3 separate regions of the Homo sapiens genome follow, and all the other regions are linked to region 3. The links are chromatin contacts, found by Hi-C or POLR2A ChIA-PET in ENCODE. All regions are on one chromosome and are shown on one strand. The core of a region is the stretch at or near the end of the contact, and the rest is flanking DNA. Distances in the headings are between cores, read along the strand shown. Region 1 holds the start of PRXL2B (peroxiredoxin like 2B). Region 2 holds the start of SMIM1 (small integral membrane protein 1 (Vel blood group)). Region 3 holds the start of CAMTA1 (calmodulin binding transcription activator 1).

Region 1 (3,638 bases), core at 738-3,237, 4.2 Mb after region 3:
CAGACACGCAGAACCAGGCCACATTGCGGCGGAGGGGCTGTGATGAGACTGACAAGCCAGAGAGAGGGCCTGGGCTGGGCCACCAAGTTCAGCAAGGCCCTCCTTGAGGCAGTGGCCGAGGCCCCTCCCTCGACCCACCTTTGCTGACCACCAGCAGCCCTCCGCTCTGCAGCAGGTCCCCAGACAAGTTCCCCTGGATGCCAACAGCCTTGGCCTGTCAGGAGTGGGTACAGCCTGAGTCAATCCTAGAAGAAAGGCTCCTGGGAGCTCCCACCACCCCCCGGCCTGTACACCCTTGACCCGCACACACCTTGGCAGCCACATCACGCACGGGCTTCCCCAGAGCTGCTGGGAGGATGCTCAGGCTGTTGTACCTGCGAAGACACCAGGTCGCTTGGCCAAACTCCGGAGAAGCCTGGGTCCAGAGCCTGCTCCAGTGTCCATGAGACCAGTTCCTAGGTCAGGCCCCACCCCACCCACCCGCCTCACCAGGGCTCAGAGATGGCACAGGCGACCAGATCAGTAGCCAGCCCAGCCCACCGGCAGGTTGGACACCGAGCCCAGTGGCTGCTAGCCGAGGGTCCACAGAGGGTGCAGGGAGCATGGATGGGGCCCCAGGCTGGGTGTGCCCAGGGATCTGGCTCAGCTGGCAACTGCCAAGCAAAGGAAGCAGCCTGTGGCACAGACACCAGAAAGCTAGGATGGCCCCTGATGGGCCACGAGGCTCCACCCCACGAGGTGGTCTGGACACCGAGAGTAAGCCCCGGACGAGGTGGCTCATTACAGTCACCCAGCACCCAAGAGAAGGCCTGGCAGAAGGGCTGGTCAACAGTGCCACCAGAGCCGCCTTGCCCAGGAAGGCCCGAGTGGACAGCACCACAGAGGGCAGCAGGGAGAGGAGGTGGCAGGGAGCGGTGGGAACCCCTGGGCCCCCCACCCCACGCTACCCAAGGGTTCCCGCCCCCACTCACCGCTTGAAGCCTAGCTCCTTGTAAAGCTGCTTGCTCTCATCCAGGTAGAGCTCTGGAAAGCGGAAGCCACATGTGTGTGCCCCAGGCGCAGAACCAGCCCCCAACCCACTCACCACAAAGAATCGCCCTCCTCCTTCCGACCCTCTGTTCCTCTGCCCACCCTCCGTGCTCAGCCCACCCCCGCAGGGCAGGGAGGGGTAAAACGGGGCTGAGTGTCCCCCCTCCCCTCAGAAGAGGGGCTGAGTCCCAGAGGCAACAGGTGGAGCCGGCGGGGCAGAGCTCGTCCAGACTCTGCTGCTGGGCCCAGGTCTGTGCAGGGCACCACCCAGCCACCAGCTGCGGGGCGGGGAGGCAGGGAGAGATGAGGGACGCTGACCCGTGGGCATATCAAGGCCGCTCCAGCAGACAGAAGGGCCGGGGTTGGGCAGGAAAGGGCCCCGAACGCCCTGAGCTTAGGGAAGGGTATGTGCGCCGCCGCGGCGGGGAACAGGACGCACCTCCCGCGAAGTAGTCGCCGTCCAGGAACTCCTGCAGACCCAGGGCCTCGGGCCCTACGCCCACCAGGCGCACGCCGTGTTGGTCCAGGAGCCCAGCAAGGCTGCTGAGGTCCTGGGCGATCCAGCGGCACACCACGCACCCGAAGCGCCGCAGCCCGGCCACCACGCACGCGTGCTCCCGCCACAGGCTCCGCAGCTCCACGGCCTGCCGGGCGGCTGGGTCATGGGCGCGCCCCGTTGCCCCCAGCCCCGCCCAGGCCCCGCGGCCCCCACCACCCCATCGCTGCCAGGACGCCCGGGCAAGGAGCCAGGGACGCGCCCACCGCCCTGCGTCCACCCGGCCTCACCTCCCCGGTCACCGCATGCTTCAGGATGCACGCGCCCACGCGAGCAAGGTCCACCGTGCTCATGGCGGCCGCTGCCAGCCCTGGTTCCCGGCTCCCCGACTCCCTGTTCCCCGCTCCCGGCTCCTCGCTCCTGGATCCCCGCTCCCGGCTCATAGATCCAGCCCCAAGCCCCGCCCCGAGATGCCCCGGTCCCGCCTTTCTTGCTGCCGCCGAGGCCCCGCCCCTTCGGGCTCGTCTCCGCCCCGGGCCCGCCCCCAAGATGGCCGCAGCGCGCCCCGGCCACGCCCCCGACCGCACCCCGAGCCCTGCTCCGCCCCCTCGGATTCGCCCCTAGTCCCGCCTTGTTTCCCCTCCTACTCCAGGCCAAGCCTCGAGATCGCGGCGCCAAATCCTGGGTCCGCCTGCTTCGGTCCCTCCCGCCTCCTCAATCCGGGCCTTGCGGGACAGTTGCTGTCCCGCGTCCTGGTCCCGCCCCTAGCCCCGCCTCTCCGTTGGGCCGCCGACTTGGACCCCGTCGGCCATTGGCGCAGCAGGCGGAGCTGGGCGGTGCGGCCCTCGGTGCGCGGTGCGCCTGTGCGGAATGCGGCGGGAGGCGGGCAGCCGGCTCGGGGTCGTCCCGGGGGGCGCCGGGGAGCGGCTGGGTACGGTGGGCCCAGGGGTGGTCCAGGGAGCGGCGGGGGTCTCCCTGCGGCCTCGCGCGAGACTGGGCTGGACTCAGGGTTGAGGGGAGAGGGTGAGCGCAGGGGTCGCGGGCATAGGGGACCGCGGGCCGGGGTCTCCCGCGGGGCGGGGGTCCCAGCAGTGGGGGGCGGGGGGGTGCGAGGGCTTAGCCTTTCCACGTGGCCTGGTTTTCGCTTGAAAATCCCCGCAAATGCGGCAGCATCTCAATTATACATGGACGCGATGTCTTTAATCATGAAATACTGTTCATGTCGTGCCGGTTGCATATCAGCTTTTAACCCGCCAAACCTTGGGGCGAAATAGACCCCGGGGAGATAAGCACAGCTCCCAGAAGTGCACTGCGGGTCAGGTGCCTGGCAGATGCGTCCTGTTCCTCCCCCACTGCAGCCCTGTGATAGCTTTTGTCACCGAGTTGGGGTGAGGGCCGGGTCACAGCTTCACCCGGCCTGGGCTCCCACCTGAGCGGGCCCGGCCTGGCAGAGTCTGTGCTGCTGGCACGGGTCCTCACTCCCCAGGCCCCAGGACAGCTCCAGGGGCCTGGGCGGGCTGGAGAAGGAAGGGGGAGCCCCCACACTGTATTCCAAATAAAGAGAGGCCCCGGGGGGGTGCTGCTGCTTCGCCTGTGCCCTCGCCCTGGGGTGGTGAAGGTCCAGACTGCGAAACGGAAGTCGTCACTATGTCAGAAAGGGCAAAAAGCAAAACAAGGAAGGGGAAGCACTAGGAGGGAGGAGCTGTGGCAGCTCCAGAGCCCAGGAGTGCAGCCCCCAGAGACCAGGGCTACCCCTCTACCGTCTCGGGCTGTGCAGGAGGGGCCCTCTACCCTCTGGAGTTGTGCAGGAGGGGGCCCCTCTACCATCTGGGGCTGGGCAGGAAGGGCCCCCCCCCACCGTCTCAGGCTGTGCAGGAGGGGGCCCCTCTACTGTCTCGGGCTGTGCAGGAGGGGGCCCCTCTATCTTCTGGGGCTGTGCAGGAGGGGGCCCCTCCACTGTCTCAGGCTGTGCAGGAGAGGGCCCCTCTGCCGTCTGGGGCTGTGCAAGCAGTGAGCAAGCTGCCGCCTCCTTGGGAGCTGGGATCCCAGACGGGATTCAGCCATTTTCAGAGACGTTCCCAGAAACGAGAATGCGAGATCAATTCCTCGCCTG
Region 2 (3,370 bases), core at 299-2,798, 3.0 Mb after region 3:
CTGGGGTCAGCTCTCTGGTCTGCTGGGCCCCCAGTGTCCCCTCTCAGCATCTGGCCCCCAGGAGTGGGGTCCTCGGGCAGGCAATGGCAGGCCCCTCACTTCTAGGAGCTGAGGCTTTGCTGGGCCCCCTCCAGCGGGGAAGGCTGACCTTCCTCCCAGGTCATCGGCACAGAGGCCTAAAGGCACAGCAGCCACTCCCCTGCAAGAAGCCAGCTCAGAAACTCAGGCCCCAGGCAGTTCTGAGACTCCCGGCACTTCCATGTCTGCCTTCCCCCAAAGCCCAGAGAGGCAGAAGGAGCTGTCTCAAAGCCATAAAGTGTGCCTTCGGTGGGAGCCCTGGCTCAGTGCAGCCTGGCACTCAGGCCCGGAGAGGCCCAGCCTCTACTGGAGTATGGGTGCTGTTTTCCCGGAGCATGTGGAGCGGTCAGCTGCCTACCCGAGGTTCACGCCCTCTTGCCTGGTGTGCAGAATCCCATTCTGGTCCCAGCAGCAATGTGCCAGCCCCAGGTAACAGCCATGACCCGGGTAAGACAAGCTTAATACCACCACCCCTGCTTTCCCAAGTCACCCAGCTGGGGTCCAGGAGCCAGGGTGCAGCAGGGGATGGGAGAGTTTGCTTCTGTGAAAGCAGCAGCAGCCACCTCCTTCTTCCAGACTCGACGTGATGGCTGGAGCTGCTGGAGCTGCAGCAGCCGCCTTGCAACCCGACATCCACGCAGCATTAGTCTCGGGAGTGCTGAGGCTCCAAGTCCACAGCAGCAGCCCACCATGGGCCTCCCGGTGGGAGGGGTCAAGCCCAGTGTGTTCAACTCTGGGATCATGGGTTCCTGTCTTGCTGACGTAGAACACGTTGTTCCCAAGTCACCCCGGTGCACAGCCACCAGAGCCGGCCCTTGAGGCTGGCCTCCCTCACTTGCTCAGTAAACGTCTCTCCACACTCATGTGATGGTCACAGGTGTGGCGGCAGGAACCCATCAGGGACTCCCCTCCAGGCCCTGGGAGGCTCCCGGATCCTGGCACCTCCTGGGGGCTTGTGAGTGCAGGAAGGCCCTAGGTACACAGGCGCCCCTCCATAGACCTCTTCACCCCACAGCGCCTCAGGGCCCCACACTTACCCGGAGAACCTTGCCTGAGGGCTGGGGCCTCTGGGCCAGGTTGCGGTCAGGGCCTGGCCAGCGGCCCGCACCTCCCAGCGGGGCAGGTCGTGGGCTGAGGTGCGGCAGACGCCTCGAGCCTAAAAAAATAAAGGTGACCGGAGAAGCCGATCTTGCTAAGGGCCGGGAAGGGAAAGTGGCTGGTGTCGGGGGTCCCCAGCAGCCACAAGGAGCCGGGCAAGGAGCCGGGCGGGCAGTTCCGGCCCTGGCCCCGCACCGCGGGTTAGGCCGGTGGGGGTCAGTCCAGGGCACGCCCCCACCCCCGCCAGTTCTCAGCCAGCGAGGCCGCGCACAGTCGCACCTGCCCACTGCGGCCGCACCGGGAAGCCGCAGCCCGGACCCCGCGCGCCTCACCTGTGTCCCCGCGTCTCTGGGCTCCGCAGGGGCCGGGCCTGGGCAGGGGGCGAGGGCGGGGGCGGGGCCACGCGGGGAAGGGCTGGAGCCAGCAGCGGGGAGGTGTCTGGTCCGGAAGGTGGCGGGGCTAGAGTGGTGGGCGGGGCCATGCGGGGAAGGTCTGGGGCCAGTAGCGGGGAGGCGCCTGGTCCAGAAGGGGCCGGGGGCGGGGCGAGAGGGGGCGGGGCGAGAGGGGGGCGGGGCCATGCGGGGAAGGGCTAGGGCCGCAGCGGGGAGGCGCCTGGTCCAGAAGGGGCTGGGGGCGGGGCGAGTGGGGCCGGGAGACGCCTCGTCCGGAAGGGGCCGGGGCTCTAGGCCGCCCAGCCCCGGGGCCAGGAGGTGCAGGGGGGCCGGGCAGGGTCTGCAGAGGGCTGCACTTTCTGCCCCCAGACGGCTCGCCCTTGGGGCCTCCAGGGTCCCCGACCTCCTTCACCCCTGCTGGAGCCCCTCCGACGCCACGAGCCTCCCAGCCCCGCGGGGACCCGGCTGCAGCGCCGACGAGACTGCGGGAGGCTCTGGGCGCGTCTGGGCCTGAATGCTGGGTTCGGGGACCCGGCCGCGGGGACCGTCCTCCTCCGGGGCTTGAGGGGCGTGGCGCCCGCACGTGGCCCACGCTCGGTGCTCGCGGCGGGAAGGGAAGCAGGTGTGGGTGGGGAGCAGAGAAGGGTAATGGGGAGAGTCCCTTCCGAAGGTGTTCAGGCGCCCAGAGCCTCAGAGGCGCCGGGGAAGCGTCGGGGACCACAGACACCGTTCCCGTGCGTAAAGCTTTCCTTCCAGGAGCGGGGGGATGGGAACAGAGCCCCCCACCCTCACCATCTTCCAGAGGGGTCCTCCAGCAAGAGAGTGCCCCAGCCAGGAGAGCCCCCAGGGCAGAAGGTCACAGACCCCTTCTGCTCAGGCGTGAGGTCTGTGCTGAGTGCTGGGCGGACACCCCGGCTCAGGCCTCTGGCAGCCTGGTGCCGCAAGGGGACCTGTTAGGAGCTAGGGGCACAGGCTGGTGTGCTGACTCCCTGTGAGTGAGCTTTGGAATGGGGAGTGTCCTTGTAGCTCAAGGTCGCAGAGGAGAGTAGGCCCCCGCGTGGATCCCAGAGAAGAAAAAGGTGGGACAGTGCCAACACCGGGGTTTAATTCTGAGTCTGAGAGCAGGACGCATGGTGGGGGCGGGTGGTTCTGGAGCTGGGCCCCGGCCTCTGCTGGGCTGACCGTATTTGGGGGCCTGGCTGGGCCTACTTGGAGGTCCCCTTCTTGGATTTGCTGGTCAGGAAGGCCTCTGACTGTTGCAGGGGGGGCACTTTGACGCCTTTCTGCTTCAGCTGATTATAGTAGTCGCTTCTCTCTGAGATAATTCTCTACACAAGAAACACAGCCGTCGAGGTGGCCTTCCCAGTTCCTCACCTTGGCCTTGAGGCCGGTCTGCACAGTCCGTGCCAGCTGCCCGGGACGCCACCCTCTCCTCCTCCTCCAGAGAGGCTTGCTGCAGCAGGGGTGTGCTGGTGAATACTTACAACCGGCTCTCCAGGGGGAGAAAAAACAAACAACCCTCGGCTTTGTGGCGTTGCCAGTTTCTGTGGTGGGAATATTCCCACAGTGGCTGATTTTCAGCCACGGAAGTGAAGTCACAGAATGCGGAGCCGGGGGCAGGTGCACACCACCAGCCCGCAGAAGCCTGCACTAAGCCCCCTCTTCAGCCCTCTTAGAGTTGTGAGGAGCCCCAGACTCCTAGAGATCTTTGAGGTCGTCACATCTGTCCCTCAAGTCCCTTCTGTCCTGTACAGAGGGAATGTTGTCCCCACCTCTCTTCCATTCTCCTCTCTGGGCCGTTG
Region 3 (3,825 bases), core at 142-2,641:
TCAAGCACTAGGCACAATGGAAGCCCTGCCCTACATCTTATTGGGGCGCCCACTCTCACCCAGACAAGGAACTCCGAGAAGAGAGAACAAGTCAGTGTAGACACACAAATGGCGAAAGGAGCACGGTGAACGTCCAGTTGTCTCCATAAGAAAAGGAGGGCAACTCAAAGGGTATTTAGGAAATGAGCTCGCCCTAACCCAGCAAAGTGTAAGAGTATGCATGATCTGGAAGAAGTGTCTGCTTTCCTATTTAGAAATGACTTCAGAGCTGCACAAGCCCCCACTATCCACTGGGTGAGGAAAGAAGAACATGGGCAGCCTGAGTCCCCTTGTCCTGGCAAAAAGGGTCAACGGAGAGTGTGCAGAGGCCCCAAAAGAATCCAAAGAAGATGAGCAGATCAGACGGACCCCTGTGCCAAGGAAGGATCGGGGTCACGGAAGGTAAAGGGCAAGGGAGTGTGGAGATCCTCACTTGCCATAGAAACGGAGACCCCACCCTCCTGGCTGTGAGGGTGCAAGGGCAAGAGTAGGATGTGAACGACTGCGAGGGGCGGGGATGCTGCGCAGGCCCCCTTCCCTTCCCGGGAAGCGAAGGGGGAGGGGTCACACGAGGCCCTTCGGCCGAGGGACGCTCGGCAGGACGGGGTCCCCCTGGCGGGGAGAAGCTCGGGGACCCCCCGCCCGCTCAGGGAGGTGTCCACGGGGCTGAAGAGGGTGCCGGAGAGAGTACATCTGGCCCTGCCCGCCGGAGAGCAGGGGGCCGGCGAGGGCTGAGCGCCGGCCGCTGCCGCCCGACGGGGACCGGCCCGGAGCAGTGGGGCGCGGGGCCAGGAGGACCCGAGGCGGATAAACTTTCCGCCCCGCGGCCCCCACCGTGGACCCAGCGCCGGGGGTGCGGGGGCCGCGCAGCGGGCTCGGGAGCGGCGGGGATGCCCGGTCCGGGTGGGGGAGGCGCCGGCCCTCCGCCGGCTCCTCCTCCTCGCTGGGCCCGGTCCCCGCCCCGCGAGCCCCCCGCCCCCTCCGGCCCCAGCCCGCCCCCGGGGGTGGGGTGTGGGGCGCCGCGCTCCGCCGGCCCCGCGAGTCACCTCAGGACTCGGCCGCGCTCCGCCCCCCCACCCCGCCGGCCCCCTCCCCGGCCGGGTCGCCCGCCCGCCCGCCCGCCGCGCCCCCGCGCTCCCGCCCGGCGCCGCCGATGCCCGGGATGTCCGGCGGGGCCGGGTCCCGCCGCCCGCCGCGCCGCCCCCCAGCCCCTCGCGCTCCGGCTCTTACCTTCCGGCTTGTTTTCGGCAGCCATTTCCCCTCCGCGCGCCACATCCTCCTCCTCCTCGCGACCGGGACCCCGAGCGCGCGCCTCGTACCGCCGCCGCCGCCGGCCCAGCCACCCCGCCGCCGCCGCGCACCCGCCCTGGCCCCGCCCCGCGGCCCACGCACAGCTCCCGTTGGGCCGTGCGGCTGCCACTCATCGCTCCCGCCGCCAATCGCCCCGCACCAGGGGTCTCACTACTCTCCGGGAGGAGCGTCCTATCCATCCGGCCCATTGGCTGGTCACCACCCAACGGACTGAAAGGATTGGTCAAGAATCAACGCCCCCTCCCCACCCACTCCCAGGAAAGCCCGCCTTCCGGACCTAAACAAAGCTTCCTAGTGGCCAGAACCCGAAAGAACTGTCCAATCAGGACGGGCCCGACACGGAATATTTCCTCGAGGCCGAGACGTGGCGTTTTGATTGGGCGTCACTACAGTGTTTCCCAGGCCGTCCAGACCAATCAAAGGGGGTTCCCGGAACTCGGGAGCGGCGAAGGGAAGCCCCGCCCCCGAGCGTGACCGTCATGAGGAAGGCGCTCCCTCATTGGCACGCTGGGGCTTTTCCCGCGTGCTCCCGGGGCTGAAGGACGTTCCCGGGGAAGCCGCTGCTGGCGCGTGGGGTCCCGGTGGCTGTGGGGGACGCGCCGGGATCTCCGGGATCCCGCAGCCCGCCGCCGCTGCCGGTGGGGAGCCGGACGCGGGGGGCCTCGGGGCTGAGGTCCGCAGGGGTGCCGCGCCCTGGAGTCCGACTGCCTAGGAGTCCGGGCGTCGCTGCCGGCCGTGGGGGAGGGGCGAGCCTCCCGCCAGGCCCCGCCCCCTCGGCGCCGCGTCCCCACGGCCCCGGCGCCGCCCGCCTGCGCCCGCCTCCTGTGCCCGCCCCCGGTGAGCTCCGTTGTCCCCTTTTCTGGCGGCTTAAAATACCGAAACTTTATTTTGGTCACGTTGCCCATGTGACCCGCGGAGCGGATGACTCATGGTTGCCTGTCCCAGGATGAGGCCGCCGGCCGAAAGCAGAGAAGCGCCAGCCCCGGCCGCCCGGGTGGAGCGCTGGGCAGCCGAGTTTCCCACCCTCCTCAATCCGGAGAGTCCGCGCGGGGCTTTTCCTAATAAATAGCCAGGCACCCGCTGCCCTCGCGCTGCGTACGGGAGCACGTGCCCCCCGGGAGGTGGGCGCCCGCCAGGTGCCCCGGGAACGAGCCTAGGAACCGGGTCCGCCGAGTGCGGCTCTCGGGGCGGCTAGGCGTGCGGGTGGCTGGGCAGCGCTCCCAGGGACCGGCCTCTCTCCGGAGAAAGTAAGGAATTCTGCTCCTGGGCAGGTAATACCGGAAACAAAAGGAGAGGCTGCAATCGCAAATTGTTTAAAAAGAAGAAAAAGGAAAGAAAAGTTGAATGTAAGAGCTCCAGCCCCTCAATGTGATCTTGTACGGTTTGCAGTAAGAACATTTCATTCTTCCGCATTTTATTTTTCCTTTTGCTACTGTTGGTGACAACTAGCAAAATAAGTGAAAAATCCTCGTTCAAGTGTTCTGGCATTAAGATTGACTGTCACACTGAATTCTGTGCCAATCCTAACAACATGTGTTCTTTTTCTGGTCTTCACAAGTAAGAATGTCTTAGGTTTTCCAGAAATAAAGATGTCCCAAAAGAATGTTTTGTGTTACACACTCATTCTTCAAGAAACTTTAATTTTATGAGCCTCAAAAATTGCAAAATTTTAACAACGGCGGGACAATATTTTATCGATTAGCATTCTTAATAGCACCTATGTTGACGATTTGTGTGGAGAAACGGATTCTTAAAAGAAGTGCTGGTGGCATTGTAAATTAGTATATTCCTTTCGAAAAGCAATTTTACAGTATGTATTAAAAGCCATAAAAATGTCTGCATCTTTTGACCCAGTGATCTTACTTCTGGGAATCTGTTCTAAGGAAATAACACTAAATGCCAGAAAAGCTGTATGTGTGAAGGTATTCTTCACAGGATCACTGTACTTAACTACAACAAAAAATTGGGAGCATCCTACATGTGCTAATATTGGGTATTTAGTAAATTGTGTTACATCTACACAGTGGAACATTATGGTAGTTGTAGACATCAGAAACAGAAAATCACCCATTGCTAGATAGAGGGGGCAATACCCAAAATTATGGTGTTCATTTATGAGGTGAGATGATAGGCTAAAAAAACTGCATTTTAAAAAAGACCGATACAGGCCGGGTGCAGTGGTTCACGCCTGTCAATCCTAGCACTTTGGGAGGCCAAGGTGGGCAGATCACTTGAAGCCAGGAGTTCGAGACCAGCCTGGCCAGCATGACAAAACCCCGTCTCCACTAAAAATATAAAAATTAGGTGGGCAAGGTGGCAGGCGCCTGAGGTCTCAGCTACTTGGAAGGCTGAGGCAAGAGAATTGCTTGAACCCAGCGGGCAGAGGTTGCAGTGAGCCAATATCGCACCACTGCACTCCAGCTTGGGTGACAAGAGCAAGACTCCACCTCAAAAAAAAAAAAAATAGACTGATAA

Evidence for each region. Hi-C counts contacts between places; a loop is a spot of excess contacts on that map. ChIA-PET counts read pairs that join two places held with the same protein, here RNA polymerase II (POLR2A). Pooled maps may share reads with other maps.
Region 1: a loop to region 3 is called in a pooled map, with 36 times the contacts of the local background. The contact joins the promoter of PRXL2B here to the promoter of CAMTA1 in region 3. A Hi-C loop is called at or near these places in 1 of 37 single-sample maps with no recorded cell type and 6 of 50 pooled maps. POLR2A ChIA-PET finds 5 or more read pairs at or near these places in 1 of 52 experiments (PC-9).
Region 2: a pooled map shows a loop between it and region 3 (19-fold over the local background). The contact joins the promoter of SMIM1 here to the promoter of CAMTA1 in region 3. A Hi-C loop is called at or near these places in 7 of 50 pooled maps.

The regions. Positions count from the first base shown.
Region 1 is chr1:2,585,126-2,588,763 of GRCh38, reverse strand. PRXL2B (peroxiredoxin like 2B) reads right to left here and starts at 1,987. Exons shown (of 7, transcript NM_152371.5): 1 at 1,816-1,987; 2 at 1,469-1,673; 3 at 972-1,023; 4 at 311-374; 5 at 139-214. The coding sequence starts at 1,878. RefSeq lists an enhancer at 547-1,179.
Region 2 is chr1:3,770,927-3,774,296 of GRCh38, reverse strand. SMIM1 (small integral membrane protein 1 (Vel blood group)) reads right to left here and starts at 1,548. Exons shown (of 4, transcript NM_001288583.2): 1 at 1,509-1,548; 2 at 1,116-1,234. CCDC27 (coiled-coil domain containing 27) reads right to left here. Exons shown (of 12, transcript NM_152492.3): 12 at 2,652-2,896. The coding sequence ends at 2,774. RefSeq lists enhancers at 169-684, 685-1,200, 2,487-3,165 and a silencer at 1,262-2,141.
Region 3 is chr1:6,783,020-6,786,844 of GRCh38, reverse strand. CAMTA1 (calmodulin binding transcription activator 1) reads right to left here and starts at 1,391. Exons shown (of 23, transcript NM_015215.4): 1 at 1,270-1,391. The coding sequence starts at 1,314. It overlaps CAMTA1-DT (CAMTA1 divergent transcript), which reads left to right and starts at 1,865. Exons shown (of 3, transcript NR_149049.1): 1 at 1,865-2,187; 2 at 2,622-2,696; 3 at 2,800-2,953. RefSeq lists silencers at 639-818, 829-1,098, 1,309-1,468, 1,809-2,218, 2,349-2,408 and 1 more and enhancers at 1,674-2,348, 2,349-3,025.